Regions from separate parts of the Homo sapiens genome. Here region 1 is linked to region 2. A link is a contact called in ENCODE Hi-C data. All regions are on one chromosome and are shown on one strand. Each heading gives the region's core, a stretch centred on a gene start or an enhancer-like site at or near the end of the contact. The rest is flanking DNA. Distances are from core to core; before and after follow the strand shown. Region 1 holds the start of DERL3 (derlin 3). Region 2 has its middle 48 kb from the start of IGLL5.

What was found. A loop is a pair of places that touch in the nucleus more often than their neighbours do. Pooled maps may share reads with other maps.
Region 1: a pooled map shows a loop between it and region 2 (12-fold over the local background). The contact joins the promoter of DERL3 here to the enhancer-like site in region 2. A Hi-C loop is called at or near these places in 4 of 37 single-sample maps with no recorded cell type and 5 of 50 pooled maps.

What each region holds. Positions count from the first base shown.
Region 1 is chr22:23,836,389-23,840,705 of GRCh38, forward strand. It overlaps DERL3 (derlin 3), which reads right to left and starts at 2,618. Exons shown (of 7, transcript NM_001002862.3): 1 at 2,507-2,618; 2 at 2,323-2,388; 3 at 2,176-2,249; 4 at 1,964-2,057; 5 at 1,271-1,466; 6 at 676-766; 7 at 1-574. The coding sequence starts at 2,599. The coding sequence ends at 481. It overlaps SMARCB1 (SWI/SNF related BAF chromatin remodeling complex subunit B1), which reads left to right. Exons shown (of 9, transcript NM_003073.5): 9 at 1-1,621. RefSeq lists a silencer at 2,541-2,843.
Region 2 is chr22:22,933,699-22,937,706 of GRCh38, forward strand. No RefSeq gene overlaps it. Among named protein-coding and RNA genes, the nearest start is that of IGLL5, 48 kb to the left of the region's middle. RefSeq lists a silencer at 500-589 and an enhancer at 1,760-2,139. Within about 2 kb of position 1,998, at least 4 of the 41 ENCODE cell types and tissues checked have a DNase peak (open chromatin) inside an H3K27ac peak, as active enhancers do.

The DNA.
Region 1 (4,317 bases), core at 1,368-3,867, 900 kb after region 2:
CACAACCTAGGAGACGCCTGTCCTGGCCCCAGCAGCCGAAATCTGGTGAACTTCCCCGCTGACTGGCAGGTAGCAGAGGCCTATGGTGGGCAGGACTTGCCCAAGGCCCTGGTGGGGCCAGGATGAGAACCCTGAGCCTGTCACCTGTGAGCTCAAAAGCTCTGCCTGGCAACCTGTGAGCTCAAAGCTCTGCCAGGCAACCATGGGCAGTTTCTTTGCCCTCTGTGGGCACCCCTATCCTACCACCTGCAGTTGGGCTGAGAGGCCACACTGAGTGAGGACGGGGCAGGCATAGAAGGATGTGGCCAGGTGAGATGGGGAAGCCAGTGCTGTGGGCCAAGAGACTGCAGCTCATTCTGTTTATTCAGGTGGGCCCTTGCATGGGCCCAGCCTTTAGGATGGGTTTTTTCTGCCCCAAGTAGGGGTCATGGGTAGGATGGAAGCTGCCAGAAGCCTCTTAGGCCTGGCCCTGGGTGGGGGTCACTGCTGCGGGGGTGGCAGATGGGGTCCTGGCTGTTCCTCAGGGAGGGGCAGGTAATTGGGGTCTTCTGCAGGGGCATCCAGGAGCAGCTTTCTGTGGGGAGGGGCCCGTGTTGAGCACAGGCCAGCACAGGTCCCCATCGGTGGGGATCCTTCTGAGGGTGGGGAGAGGGAGGGAGGGCTCTCAACACTCACAGGAAGCCAGGGGTCTGCAGGAGCCTCTTGCCTCCAGGCTGGTTGGGGAAGACGTCCTCCAGGAAGTAGTAGATATGGCCCACCGCAATCCCTGTGAGACAGCCACGGACTGTGGGGTCACCCTCCACAGCCCAGAGTCCTAGACCAGCAGAGCCTGCCCCAGGCCCCCATCCACAGCCTGGTGGCCCTGCAGGCCCCACAGCATGAGTGCCCCAAAGCCTTGCACAGAGTGCCAGCCCCGGGTTGGCCGTGAAGGACAAGCTTAAAAGGCCCAGAAGCAGGCAGGACCCAGGGAGGGGAGGGCCTGAGAATAGTGGAGGAGTGGGAGCCATGGGGCAGGAACCCTGACCCTCCCATCCTCACTCCCATCAGGACCGTGCAAGCATCAGTAGATCCGTCCTGACGATGCAAATTATGTGGGCCGGCTGGCTTGAGGGGCTGTAAGAGCACAGCAGCTGGGAGGGCAGGAAGATGGGGATGGAGCCAGGTGTGAGGAGAACTCCAGCAAGGATGGGAGAGGGGCCCCAGGGCATAAGCAGCGTGTCCTGAGGGGAGTGGCCAGCCTGGGGCGGACTAGATGTACCGGGAGGCTCACCCAGCAGGTCCACGAGGATGGAGTTGCCCAGCAGCAGCGAGAAGCCCATGAGCGCCCAAGGCAGGAACGGTGCCTGGAAAGTGAGCAGGCCGAAGAAGTTGACCCTCACCCGAGGGCTGCGGCGGCTCCACACGTACACCAGCATGGCCATGAGGGCCTGGCCCAGGAAGAACAGGCTGCCCAGGAGTCCCAGCAGCTGGGCCAGAGTCAAGGTGCTCCGGTGCAGGCCTCAGCCCAAGCCCAGGGCCCCTCTGACTTCCCAAGACCCTGGAATTCTTCCCCTCATCTCCCCTATGTGCTATTCCCTCATCAAGATGAGCCAGTCCAATAAAGGCGACACACTCCACGGGCTTCAGGTCCCACGAAATCTGCCCTGCACACCTACAGCCTCATCCCAGGGCCCAACCACTGCCTGTCCCTGCCCCAGTTTCTCCCGGCTACTCGCATTCAGGGCTCAGCTAGTGGCCCTGACAACCCACCTGGCTCTTTTGTGCATGGCTTTGTATTTTGCATACAGCACTGAAGATCTAGCCCTGACCCCTGCAGCTGAGCACAGAGTGGGCCCTCAACACATACTAAGCTGGAGACAGCGACTGTGTCCCTCTCTGGCATGGCTGTGTTGGCCCCAGGACCAACACAGGCTGGACGCCGAGGCGCCCTAGCCCGAGGTTCCAGAGCCTGCGGGAAGGATACGGTCATAAGGACGCCCCCGAAGAGAAACATGAAGACGAAGTCGGCCGTGCGGCCGCGGAAGGAGCCCTCTTCCAGCATGCGGCAGTAGCGGAACCTACGGCGTCGGTATAGGAAGTGCCACCAGGCGGGGCCTCAGTTTCCCCGTCCCGGCCTCTCTCCCAGCCCGGCCGGCCTGCCCTCCACCCAGCCCGTGTCCGCAGGGCGCAGGATACACGAAGAGCATGTTGAAGAAGAAGCTGAATCCCAGGGGCCCGAAGAAGAGGAAGTTGGTGACGAGCCTCCAGACCTACGGGGGACGGGCGGTCAGGTGCGGGGTGGGTGGGTCGGGCCCACAGGTGCGCGGCGCGGGGCGGCCTCACCTGGAACTTCCGGAACACAAGGTGCGGGTTGAAGTAGAGTTGAAAGGGGCTGAGGAGCTCCAGCTGCTGTGGAACCAGGGGCCAGTCAAGAGCTGCCCGGGAGCCACGCCGTAACCATGGCGACCCTCACCCCTCCCGCCAGAGGCTGTAACCAAGGCGACGTCCGGTCCGCCCGGCCGCTTACCACCGCGGCGGTGGTGAGGACACAGGCTGCGGTGTAAGCCCGCGTCACCGCCGGCACCTGCAGGAACTCGGCCGCTAGTCCCTGCCACGCCATTGAACCTTCTCAAGCACGCGTGGCCCAGCCAGCAACGCGCTCTTTAACCCGCCTCCCAGCCCCGCCTTCGGCCAATCCGCATCCGAGGCGCTGCGCGCCCCAGGCTGAAAAGAGAGCCCCTGAGCCCGACAGCCAATGGAAGGAAGAAGAGGGAAATTAGGGGCGGAAAGGGAGAGTGGGCGGGTAGAGGCTGGTGGCCAATGGGCAGGCGCCAAGGTTGAGCACGTGGCGGTTGTTGTGGCTGCGGTGGTGGCGCGGGAGAACGTGTGGCCAATGAGGAACTGGTCATTTCGCGGCTTTCTAGGAGAGGACCAGTAGCGTGGACCCACGACACCACGGGGGCGGGGCTAAGATCGTATGGGTTACAGGAGCGAAGACCCGAGCAGGCGAGGCAAAACTGGAAAGGGCGGGGCGCGTGGGCGGGGCGCGGAGTGTGGCGGCTCAGACCGTGCTGGCTCACTAACTGACGACCTAGCCACAACGTTGTCCTCGCTGCCAGCCCAAGACAGGCCCACCTAACCCACAGCAGGGAGGCATTCGGGAATGTGTCCAAACCTCCCCAAACGTCCAGGGCCCCACTCAAATGTGCCGGCCGCTGTCGGGGTTCTTCCCCGGGGGCCCAAGGAAGGAGAGGCAGGACTGCGGGATTGAGTCCAGGTGGGGCGCGAGGGTTGAGAGGCGCACCAGAGCAAGTGGACAGGCAGGAGAGGTCCTCAATATTTTGGTGGAAAATAGAAACCAACCTACCCACCTTCCTTCCCTCCTTCCCTCCCTCCCTCCCTCCCTTCCTTCCTTCCACCGTTTATTAAACAACTGTTTGCCTGACACTGTTCTAGATGTTGGGGATGTAGCATGCAATAAAAGACACTGTCTCTTAGAGTCCAGCCAGGAGGCAGTCAATACAATAAGCTAGTGCTGACACTTGATGAGAATATTGCCAAGTGAGGGGTGGGGCCACGTGGGCGTCCGCAGTGCCAGGTGGGGTGACCTGGGATACCTCTAAAGTTTGTCACTTTGCAAGCATCCCTGTGTCCATCAGGATGGTAACTGTGAAAAGCAAAACAATAAAACAAAATAAGTGTTGGCGAGGATATGGGGAAATTGGAACCCTTGGGCACCGTTGGTGGGAATATAAAATGGTGCATCCGCTGTGAAAAACAATATGATCATGACTCAAAAAATTAAAAATAGAATTACCGTATGATCCAGCAATGCTGCTTGTGGGTACACATTCAAAAGAATCAAAAGCAGGGACTTGAACAGATGTTCATACACCCATGTTCATGGCCCCATTATTCACAATGGTTCACATCAGTTCACCCACCGATGAGACAGACGAAATGTGCTGTCTACATGCAATGCAATACCATTCAACCTTAAAGGAATGAAATTCGGATACATGATGCAGCATGGATGACCCTTGAAGACATTACACCCAGTAACATAAACCAGTCACAAGGCTGGGCGCAGTGGCTCACACCTGTAATCCCAGCACTTTGGGAGGCCGAGGCGGGTGGATCACCTGAGGTCAGGAGTTCGAGACCAGCCTGGCCAACATGGTGAAACCTCGTCTCTACTAAAAATACAAAAATTAGCTGGGCGTGGTGGCGGGCACCTGTAATCCTGGCTATTCGGGAGGCTGAGGCAGGAGAATTGCTTGAATCCGGGAGATGGAGGTTGTGGTGAGCCGAGATTGCACCACTGCACTCCAGCCTGGG
Region 2 (4,008 bases), core at 748-3,247:
AAAGGTATAGGAGTGACCACAGCATCCCTTCTTCCCACAGGGCCACAGTAGTGCACAAGGGCCCTCATGGAAGCACCCTGAAAGCTCACCTCAAAGGCCCCATACTCTGTCCCCCACGTCACCTGGCCTGCCACCCTACTTAATACCCAGGAAGTCCTTGGAGTCTGTGCCACATGGATGGGCTCCAAGATGGACCAGGCTTCCAGGGGGGCAGGGAACAAGGGAGAAAAGAGGTCTGGGCCCTGCATAGGACACAGGTAGTGACCACCCGGTGGAGGAGAGGGAATGAGCAGAGGATGCTGGGAGCCAGGCCCAAGGCAGGGCCCTGCAGGGTGCACAGTTCTCTGGGTTGGACGGTGGACCAAGGCCATGAACATTCATGCTGGTCCAGGCCAGTGGACCAGAGTGCCCCAAGCCCCAGAGCTCTGCAGAGGGGCAGGGGCAGGGCCCAGAGAGAGCAAGGCCGAGAGTAGAGGCCCTAAACCTCAGGTCTGACCACATCTGCAACTCTACAGGTAGCTGCATCCTGTGTTGAGACGCTATTGAGTGGCCTTATCGTCCCGTACCATTTATAAAACACGTGGACACATGTTATCCACCTGAGCCACTCAGGGATTCTGTGAGGCCACAGCCAGAATCATGGTCCCATTTCACAGGTAGGAAAACTGAGGCCCAGAGCAGTTAGATCCCAAAAAGCCAGAGCCAGCTCTGTGGTGTCCTGACTTCCAGCCCAGGGCCTCCCATCTGACAAATGGAGAAACAGACCAGGAGAGAAAGGGATCTGCCCGAGCTCACATAGGCGCCCCTGTGTGGAGGGGCCCATGTAGAGGGGCCCATGTGGAGGGGACCTGTATGGAGGGTGGCATGTGGAGGGGCCCACGTGTGGAGGGGCCCATGTGTGGAGGGGCCCGTGTGGAGGGATCATGTGTGGAGGGGCCCGTGTGGAGGGATCATGTGTGGAGGGGCCCATGTGGAGGGGCCTGTGTGGAGAAATCATGTGTGGAGGGGCCCATGTGGAGGGGCCTGCGTGGAGGGGCCCGCGTGGAGGGATCATGTGTGAAGGGGCCCGCATGGAGGGGCCTGTCGGTAGGGTGCCAGGTAGAGGGGCCCATGTGGAGGGGATCTGTTGGAGGGTGCCTGTGTGGAGGGGGCCTGTGTGGAGGGGACCTGTGTGGAGGGGCCCGTGTGGAGGGCGCTGTGTGGTGGGACCCGTGTGGAGGAGCCTGCATGGAGAAGACCTGTATGGAGGGTGGCTGTGTGGACCACTGCCCTCTGCCAGAGACCAGATTGTTCACTTCCTCCACCATTCCACAGCTCCAGCCCCATTTCAGGGGTGCAGAAAAGAGGCCTGAAAGCAGCATGGATGAGAGTTAGGGCTACAGGCCCTGATGGCCATTCCTTCCCTGTGCCTTGGGAGATGCAAGGAAGGAGGGTGGCTGCAAAGGCCTGTGGGAGCCCAGAGCACTGTTCTTCCCAAAGGGGCATCTGCCCTGGGAGCCCAGACCTCAGTGTCAGACAGAGAAGGGGTCCCCCCACCATGCTCAGCCCTCATCAACCCTTGACCTTGAGCAATCTGCTTCTCTTCTGTAGCCCTCAGTTTCCTCATCTGCCCAAGGGGGTGATAAGAGTCCCTCCCCACAAGGTAGGTTTGCGGATTGAGATGATGCCTAAGCTGTGCCTGGCCTATGGGGACCCTCACCTACCCTCAGTCATTGCTCTTGCCTGGGCCTGCGGGTGACACTGTGTGAACCTGGGCAAATGCCTTTGCCTTCCTGGGCCCAGCCTTCCCTCTGGTCAAGGAGGAACTGGGTCAGGGACCCCGAGTGCCAGCCATTCAGGAAACCAGCAGATTCCTGGGTGAAGGGGTTGGCCAGGGAGGCCTGAGATGGGAGTAGGGTGGGGGCCAGGCCAAGGGATGGGGTTGGGGGATGCGCTTTCCCAGCTCTGGTGGCCCTGCCTGCAGCTGGCCACCCCTGGAAATCCCCAGGCTAAATTTAACCCCAAGTTGGCTGAAACCAGAACTCAGAGTGACAAAAGGAGAAAAATAAGAGGAAGAGAAACTGAGCTCATGGCCACCCGGGCATGGGATGAGTGACAAACAGGCCCAGGTGTGGCCCAGGAGGAGCATGGGGCAGTTTCAGGGCTGCTGCTGGATGTTTGTGCAGCTCACAGGTGGGGGCAGTAGAGCCTGCGCCCCACCCCACCCCCTCCTAGTCCAGCCCCTGGGCCTGATGCTGCCCCCTGGCTGCCTCCCCACACCCTGAGCTCCATCCTGGGTCCCAGGGTCCACCAGAAGGCATCTCAGAACCAGCCAGCAGTGGCCCTGATTGTCAGCAGGACCCCAGGGAGGGGGGTGGCCAGGACAGGGCTCTGAAGCCCCCACCCCAGGACCTTCCCTGGGCAGAACGAGTTGGTGAGGGAGTGATGAGCAACCACAGGCCTCCTAACTTCCCAAGCTGGCGATTCTGAGAGGCCTCAAGGCTGAGACACGGTTCAGCCTTTTAGGCCCTCCTGAACGTGTCCCCTGTCTCCACAGCCTGGGAATGCACTCTCTTTTGACCCAGAAATCCTGCTCATAAGAATTTATCATGGAGATGCCAGAGAGCCAGTGCATGTGGATGTTAGCCAGGGAGCTAACAGCAAAACGTGACAGAAAAGAGCCCGAGAGCAGATGCCAGCCTCACATCCACATCCCCAGATGGCCTTGGAGAAGGGCCATAGACAGATGTTCACAACAGGGCAAGAAGAAGTGAGGAAAGAAGTTCCCATCTTTGTGATAAGCCCATGATTTCATGCAGAAAAAGATCTGGAAGGCGCCATACCAACGCGCTAACAGGGCCTCTTGGGCAGTGCAGGATCAGAGACTTGCTTTGTATTCTTATTTAATTTTTCCTGTTTTCAGATTTTATAATCGGAGAACAAAACATTAAGCCAATTTAAGATGTAAGATCCTATAAAAATGCTGTATTCGATGATGCGAATGGCATCTGAAAAGCCTTGAACATATTATCCCAAAGAGGCCACCAGATAAGACGTGACCTGTGTGTGCATGAATCCCTGCATTTTTATCCATACCTAGATGCACATCCGTATCCACATCTATTCCCCGGGGCTACCGGTTGCGGGGGTAAACTGTAGGTAATATTGGTTTTCATTTTGTACATCTAACTTTTTTCATTTTTTGACAATCATTATACATTTATTATTATGAAAAATAGAAGGTTTTGTCACTTAAATCAACATGTTTATTCCAATTCACTTAACATTCAGCAAATATTTCTTGTGTGTCTGCTACACCCACAACAGTCAGGGTGCAGGGTTTGAGATTACACTGATGAGAAGACAGAGTGTTCTCTCTTGAGGAGTAGTACAATGGGGGATTATATGGAAGAGGTCACTACGATCCTAACATGGATTCGCATCCTGTATGTCTTAGGTGCTGCCCAAAGCCCGAAATTGTCTCACAGCTCCAGCCAGCTCAGAGGCAGGAAGCCCAGGGAAAGTTGCTGAGTCATAAAAATGGAAAGAGAGGGCATTCCAGGGGGGATGAGTACCTAGCAGCCGACATTTAGCAAAGAGGATTGGAAAATGAACCCCCCCTTAAAATACAGTTAAACACAGAGGAGGGAGCAACTGCAAACAAAAAGTTTAAGCGATTTCTGCAAAGAGCAATAAAAGCCATAGAGCAGCTTGGGACAAGGTCAGGTCAGGATGAGCAGAAGTTGGGAAGGAAAGAAGGAAGCCAGGATGGACTTGGAGAGTTTTTACCAGTTCCTCAGGCAGGAAGAATTGTATGGTAGGTCAGAGCATATTTCTAGGAAGACCTCGGTTGACAAATTTCTCTGCCACTGAGAGATGACAATTTACCTTGGTAGCTAATCTCTCTCCTCATGTTCCCATCTATTTGATATTGATTTAATATGAGTAGCTACCTCCCATGTGTATAATAGGAAATGTATGGGAGAATGCATATTAATTCCTGAATAGAATATCTGGTTCCATGAATGA